Regions from separate parts of the Homo sapiens genome. Here region 2 is linked to region 1. Evidence: chromatin contacts called from ENCODE Hi-C or POLR2A ChIA-PET data. All regions are on one chromosome and are shown on one strand. The core of a region is the stretch at or near the end of the contact, and the rest is flanking DNA. Distances in the headings are between cores, read along the strand shown.

Region 1 (3,787 bases), core at 825-3,324:
CTTGAACCTGGGAGGCGGAGGTTGCAGTGAGCCAAGATCGCGTCATTGCACCGCAGCCTGGGCGACAAGAGCAACACTCCGTCTCAAAACAACAACAAAAAATTTAAAAAAATTTAGTTTTACAGATACTTTAGTACAAACATACCCAATTCTGTCAAGACTGAAGAACTTTCCAGGGACCTAGTATCAGAACTCTGTTTCTCCCATCTCCTTCCCAAATAAAAGAGGGGAAATAACGGCTTGACTAATGACCTTCTTGTGATACTTACCTGTTGGCCTTTTCATTTGACCCTGGAATGGTCTATTTTGCTAGGTGTAGTATATGCCAATGAATGTGAAAGAAAACAATGGCAGAGAGATGAAGGATTTATAGACAATGGTTCTTTGGCTAGGTAAACTGACACCTGCTAATTACCAATAAGTGTCTTGGAAAGTGAAATGTGAAAGCAAAATCACAGATACGATTCTCATATACATGCTTAAGGTTATTCAGAATGTGGTAAGGTCACAGCAACAATCAAGAATTAAGCTAAAAAACAAGCTGTGTATATTCTTAGTAAAGAAAATAGAAGTTTTATTGAAGTGCTCCATTGTTTTAAAAAATTAAAAATTTCAGATCCTTACAATTTTCCAAAACAGGATCATTAAAAAATACCTTTATTTTAATACTTGTTAGGGGTCTTCTTGTCTAAAGAGAAATGACAGTGACTGAAAGAAGGTGTGCTACCCAAAGCACTCGTAGGCCACGATGAACCTACATTCCTGGCCTTCAGTCAGTTTCCGGATCTTTCTTTGCCCAGGGCTAAGATACTGAAATAACGATTTATTAAAATTAACACACCTGCAATTCTGGTTCTTAGATGGGAACCATTTAATATATGGGCTTGGTTCTGAGATCTTTACTCAATAAAACTCCCAACTGTTTTGACTGACATCGTTGGCACTTCGTGACTGATTAAGGCACCTGCCTCCGGTTCCATGTCACTTCGTCTTGGGACACGTGGCGCTAATGCCACTTTTCAACCCCCCACCCCATTCAGCGACATTAACCCGGGCGACAGTCCAGGGCTAAACAGTTGCTGAAACAGTTAAATGTGTGTTTTATTGAGGTGAACCACGTACACAACAACCCCCTTTGAGTGAAACAATTTTGTTGTGTAACCATTTGTCACTTCTACATGGATGAGGTCAACGAAATCCTCAAAGTTGCTGTCTCAGGAATAAATTTTGTTCGTGGTTGGGAAAACGAAGTGGAGAATGTTATGGGATAGAGAAAATAGCTTATTTTCTCAGTGGTTAAGTGGGAGTGGGTAAAACACAATTGGCCTTGCATGTGCTTTGTTTAAACGGCGGTGCAGTAATTCTAAATGAGAAGACAAGACGCCCATCGTCACCGTCTTCTCCCTTTGTCTCACATTCCGCCCGGAGATGTGGGGGGTCTCACTCAATGCGGAACGGAGGTGGCGGGGGTGCGGCGCCCCAGAGGCGAAGGCGGAGGCGCCAGGACGCCGCTCCTGGCCTCTCAGGATACCAGCAGGCTACACGCAAGGTCGGGGGCAAGGCCGCGTGGCGGCTTGGAGCCGCGCGAAGGAAGCGAGGGCTGGCGGCCCCAGGGCAAAGGGGTCTGGCGGCGCCAGCCTGGGGCGCTGCAGCGGGCGGGGCGTGCGCAGCGCCGCTCCCCGGAGAGAAAGGAACCTCCGCAATGTCGGGGCCCGGCTGCGACCGGAAAACGGCGGGGGAAGAGAGAAAAGGAGGAGGGAGGGGGAAAAGGAGGTGGGGATACGAAGGAGCGGGGAGGCGGCGGGCGGGGCCTGCGGCGCGCAGCCCCAGTAGATCTCCGGAAATTTTCCACTAACGCTCCGAGCGCCAGAGCCGCCCGGGCGCAGCCCGCCTCTGCGCGCCCGCGACCCACGTGACGGTGATTCATTCGGCACCGCCTCCCCAGCCCGCGCGCGGACTTGGAGCCAAGAGTGGGAGCAGGGGTCGGGGGGAGGAGAAGGTGGAGGAGGAGGCGAAGAGGAGGCGGGGAGGAGGCGGGGAGGAGGGGGGAAGGGTTCGGGGAGAGGGAGGAGGGGAAGCAGAGGGGACGATGAGGTGCGGAGGCGTTGGCAGGTACCTGGGCCCCGCCGCCCGGGTGTGTGGGGGTCGGGTCGGGGGTCCAGCAAAGCCCCATCCAGTCGAGCCTGGGCAAGCTGAGAGGCTGTCGGGTGCGCTCCAGTTACGCTCCCCTGCGTCGTGGAAAACCTAGAGAGCCCTACAGCGTCAGGGCTAATCCCGGGACGCCTCGAGGCCCCGCGGAGTTTTCGCGAACGCGCCGGGCGGTGCAGGGATGTCCTGCTTGGGAGAGTGCAGGGTTGGAAGCGGGCACGCCCTGTTGGCAGCTGCCGGCGCTTGTGTACGTGGCTGCTGACGTGGAGAACTGTAGCTGTGGAAAGCCTGCGCCCCAAGGAGGGACGCGGGGGTGCAGTCGCGGCCCATTATCTGTGCCCGGGAAGTCCTGAAGGCTCTAGGAGCTGTCAGATTAAACCCCCAGACCCACAAGAAAATCCCTGAAGCTTCGGTGAGCGTGGGATTTGGCGTGCAGTTGGTTCCGTATGGTTCCCCATTAAGACTTGGAAGTCGGCTTACCAAGATTTCCTCTTACCCTTCGGCTGTGTTGAGTAGATATTACACAGACACCCCGCCCATGACTCTGCTCTTGCAGGAAAACATTTATTTCAAAAATACTGCAACGGTTTCATCTCTCATGTCCTTTTAGGTTCTTTCTAGTAATTGTGAACTTTTCCTCTCAAGTCATTCCATCAAAGTCTTGGAAGCAAATGAAAAAAACATACTACCCTGAAATAGAGTTCACATCTTTCTTTACCAACTTGCCTTTCCCAGGAAGACATCGTGGTGGGTTTGCAGTTCAGGTTTCCTCACAGCCTCTCCTGGGGGTCTTTTTCCCTCTCTGGTACCTTGAGGCATAGGACAGAAGGGAGCTGCTGAAGTTTCTGGATGTCGCTTATTTTTCACATTTGTTTTAACTTCTTTTGGCCAGAACTGTGTATTGTTTTCGCATAGATTTCTGCAATTAGAATTATTGTAATTAGAAAGAATAATAATCTTCATATAAGGCTTAGGGTACGCACTACTTTAAGGTCTTTGTAAATGTGTGCATATTCATTTCTCTCATCAACTCTGAGGTAGGGGCTATTCTTACCCCATTATTGACCTTTTACAAATGAGGAAACTGATGCTTGGAGAAGTTAGATAACTCGCCCAAGGCCATTCCTTCTCTAAGAGGAGGAACTGGAATTTGACCCCAAACTGTCAGGTAAATCCAATGCTTTGTTCACTATGCAATAGAAATTCTTTATTAATAAATTTAATTGTGTTGAAATATTAAGTTTACATTTTGGTGGGATTTTCCCCCTCGTTTTATTAAAGTGGCCTTCCTGAATTTTATTGTGGAGGGATGTTTAAAGTTAGTTTGGGTAGAAAGCCACACACAATTGTAAAAAGGAAGTCTTATGAAGAAATCATGCATTCCAAGGCAGTGTTACATTTTTCTTAAAGGGTAGATTATTGAAATATTTGACCTAAGAACTCATTTTTTTTCTCAGGAGAAAGGTTTGTCTTCATACACCTTTAGCCCCGAGCAAATGGTGAATCCTCCAGGAGAATGACGATGAGGCTTTTTAGTCTTCAGGGTTCGATAAATATATATCGATTGAAATGTATTCAAAAAGTGAATACCCTTGAAAGGACGATGACATAATGCCAAATGAAAAGGAAATTTCCCAAA
Region 2 (3,787 bases), core at 472-2,971, 180 kb after region 1:
CTTTTAACTTAATTAATTCAATATCCTTATGCAGAACCATGATATGTATTTCATTACATCCCCATGTATTTTAAAAGGCAGTTTTTAGGATATTTTGTTTTTTGTTGCTTTTGAGAATAGGGATTTTTTTCTCATACTTTCTAAATATATTTTTGTGGGTTTCCAAGAAAGCCATGGGTCTTTGGCATATTTATCTTATGATTAGCTATGTTTCTGGACTCATTATTTCTAATGTTTTTCAGTTGACTCAACTGAGGTTTTTAAACCAAAAATCATTGCTTATAGATAATGATCATTTAATTTTTTCTTTTTAAACTACCTATTTGGTTGTGTATTTCATCACACTTTTGACTTTTTAGAATATTGTAAAGTAAAACCTTTGGTTTTAGTCACATACACTTGTACTTCAAGCACTCACAGTCCAGCTTCCGATGACTCTGCAGATGTGGGTTTCAGCAGCCAAGGTGTATTGCACCTGCTCATAGACCTTGGGAGTGTAACTTTCTCTGTTTTTACAAGATGTGCTCACTGCTTAATGATATCACAGATGCTGTTGCATTTTATTTCTAGATTCCAAGTTATTTTCTTGAATGTGTGAGAAATATAATTAGAAAATTAAATATTTTTGAAATTAAGAATAGAAATAAGTGGGAAAAAATGGACTGTAAAAAAAGAAAGGACTATTCTGTGAGACCAATTTATGACAGAGGTGATTTAACTTATAAATGCTTCATCACACTTTACCCCTAGGCGGGGTTGCCAAAATCATGAGCATGTTAATGTTAGCTGGTGCTTTGTGTGCTCAGAAGATATCACTAAAGAAGCCGAACACGGTGGTGCATGCCTATAGTCCCAGCTATTCAGGAGGCCAAGACGGGAGGATTGCTTGAGCCCAGGAATTCAAGACCAGCCTGGGCAATATAGCGAGACTGACCTCATAAACAAAACAAAACAAAAAACAACCAAAAAAAAAAAAAATAGATATCACTGTGAAAGGAAAATAAACCCCAGGAGCCCCAAATCACTAAGCCAAGGGAAAAGTCAAGCCTGGAACTACATCAGGCAAACATGCCTCCCATTTTATTCCTCAATAATACAGCTACAGGCTGGGTGCTGTGGCTCATGCCTCTAATCCCAGCACTTTGGGAGGCTGAGACAGGTGGATCACCTGAGGTCAGGAGTTCAAGACCAGCCTGGCCAACATGGCGAAACCCCGTCTCTACTAAAAATACAGAAATTAGCCAGGCGTGATGGCAGACGCCTGTAATCCCAGCTGCTTGGGAGGCTGAGACAGGAGAATTGCTCTGTTCTGTTGAATTTCACCCTGGCTATGGAAACCAATAGCTTATCTTCACAGGTGTGGGACAGAAAGTCATCCCTATGCTCATCTGAGACAAATGCATACCTGATTGCTTCCTCTGCCCTATTGTTTATGTAAAAATGCAGATTGACTGAGCCAGATTACATTGTGTATTCAGTGAAAGGCTGATGAAGGACTCAAAAGAATGCAACCTTTTGTCTTTTACCTACTTATGACCTGGAACCCCAACCCCCTACCAGAACCAATGACAATGTTACATATGCTGATGTCTCTTATCTCCCTAAAATATATAAAAGCAAGCTGTACCCCCACCACCTTAGGCACATGTTGCCAGGATCTCCTGAGGTTGTGTCATGGACGTGTTCTTCACCTTGGCAAAATAAACTTTCTAAATTGGTTGAAAAATAAATAAATAAATGCTTCATCAGTGATACATACGGATGTTACCAGAGTGATGTAATCTTGGTCAACAGATATTGCATGTCATTCAGTTCCTATTTTATGTTCTTTCCATCTACGTTCCTATTTCCTGGAATAGGAGTTGCTACAATGGCAGCAGCAGGCATCTTTAGTTTAGTTTTTCAGACATGAAAGGTACCTACACATATTTGTATCTTAGAAAGGTCACTCTGATAACACATTGAAGGATAGATTAGGGTAAGGCAAAACTAACAATAGCAAGACTAGTTAGGTGCTAAAGTAATACTGGAAAGAATGAAGAAGTGGGGCAGATCTGTGAGGTCTGAGGAGGTAGAGTCAGTTATTCTTGAAGAATGAGATGCAGGGCTGAGTAGATGAGAAATCAAGTATAGCTCCCCAGTTTTTTGATTTGATGATTGAGATACAGGGCAATACACCATGTGCTGCTGGAACCCACATCTGCGGTATCTTGGGAAGCTGGACTGTGGTTGTTTGAAATACAAGTGTCTGTGACTAAAGCCAAAGGTTTTACTTTACAATTTTGATGCCAATATAAGTAAAGAATAGAAGAGGAAAAGTAGGCATGGGAGAGAAGACAATGCATTCAGTTGTGCAATACTTTGAGTTTCAGATGCCTGTGTGACATCAAGTGGAAACGGTAGTTGATTCATGCATTTGGCACACAGGAAAAAACACAAATGCAACAGGCTTTCTATTCAGTCTCTTTCTTTCTCTGCGGCGCAAGGAAATAATGAGGGGCAGGAACACAGCAAGAACACAAACAGAACACAGTAAATGACTTCTGTATGCACTCAGTTGAGACTCTTCTACGGAAGTTTTATGTTTTTCTTTATTATGGTAAAATATACATAACATAAAATTGGTCATTTTAACTGTTTTTAAGTGTGCAGTTCAGAGGCATTAAGTACATTCACATTGTTGTGCAACCATCACTATCATCCCTCTCAATATTTCTTTTTTTAAAATTTAATTTTAAATTGACATATAATAATTGTACATATTTATGTGGTACATTGTGATGTTTTGATATATATATAATGTGTAGTGATCAGGTCAGGGTAATTAGCATATTCATAATTTCATTTTATTGTGTTGAGAACATTTAATATCTTCCCTCTAGCTATTTGAACCTATACATTATTGTTATCTATAGTCATCCTATAGTGGTATAGAGCACTAGAACTTATTCCCCCTATCTAGCTGTAATTTTATATCTTTTAACAAATCCATGCATGTCCCCACCTCTCCCTACCCTTGCCAGACTCCAGTATCCTCTGTTCTACTTTTTACTCCTAGGAGATCAAATTTTTTTAAATTATTATTTATTTATTTATTTAGCTTGTGTGAAAACATGTAGCCTTTATCCATTTATCTGTTATTGGATACCTAAGTGGATTCCATATCTTGGCTATTGTGAATAGTGTTCCAATAAACATGGAGGTACAGATTTCTCTTTAATATATAGATTTTGTTTCCTTTGGATAAATACCCAGTAGTGGGACTACTGGATCATTTGGTAGTTCTATTTGTAGTTGTCTGAGGAGACTGCATACTGTTTCCATAATGTCTGTACTGTTTACATTCACACCAACAGTGATTAAGAGTCCCTTTTCTCTACATTCTCACCAGTATTTGTTTTCTTGTCTTTTTGACAATAGCATAATAGCCATGCTAACTGGGGTACCTAATTGTGGTTTTGATTTGCATTTCCCTAATGATTAATGGTGTTGAGGATTTTTTTTCAAACACCTGTCGGCCATTGGTATGTCTTCTTCTGAAATATGTTTGTTCAAATCATTTGCCCATTTTAAAATTAGATTGTTTGGATTTTTTTGCTGTTGAGATGTTTGAGTTCCTTGTATATTCTGGGTATTAATTCCCTCATAGAAAAATAGTTTGCAAATATTTTCTCATATTCTGTCCATTGTCTTTTCACAGTGTTATTGTTTCCTTTTATGTGCAGAAGCTTTTTAGTTTGATGTAATCACATTTGTTAATTTTTGCTTTTGTTGCCTGTACTTTTGA

What was found. Hi-C counts contacts between places; a loop is a spot of excess contacts on that map. ChIA-PET counts read pairs that join two places held with the same protein, here RNA polymerase II (POLR2A). Pooled maps may share reads with other maps.
Region 2: a loop to region 1 is called in a map of endothelial cell of umbilical vein, with 7 times the contacts of the local background. The contact joins the enhancer-like site here to the promoter of SLC38A4-AS1 in region 1. A Hi-C loop is called at or near these places in 39 of 168 maps with a recorded cell type or tissue (A673, CD14-positive monocyte, IMR-90 and 24 more) and 25 of 50 pooled maps. POLR2A ChIA-PET finds 5 or more read pairs at or near these places in 18 of 52 experiments (AG04449, AG04450, BJ and 13 more).

The regions. Positions count from the first base shown.
Region 1 is chr12:46,381,602-46,385,388 of GRCh38, forward strand. SLC38A4-AS1 (SLC38A4 antisense RNA 1) reads left to right here and starts at 2,075. Exons shown (of 4, transcript NR_125380.1): 1 at 2,075-2,094. RefSeq lists an enhancer at 1,439-1,946 and silencers at 1,501-1,860, 2,011-2,080.
Region 2 is chr12:46,560,635-46,564,421 of GRCh38, forward strand. The region is part of intron 3 of SLC38A4-AS1 (SLC38A4 antisense RNA 1); the gene reads left to right. Among named protein-coding and RNA genes, the nearest start is that of SLC38A4-AS1, 180 kb to the left of the region's middle. Within about 2 kb of position 1,722, at least 8 of the 41 ENCODE cell types and tissues checked have a DNase peak (open chromatin) inside an H3K27ac peak, as active enhancers do; they include A673, CD14-positive monocyte, PC-3 and 4 more, where a contact is called at or near this core.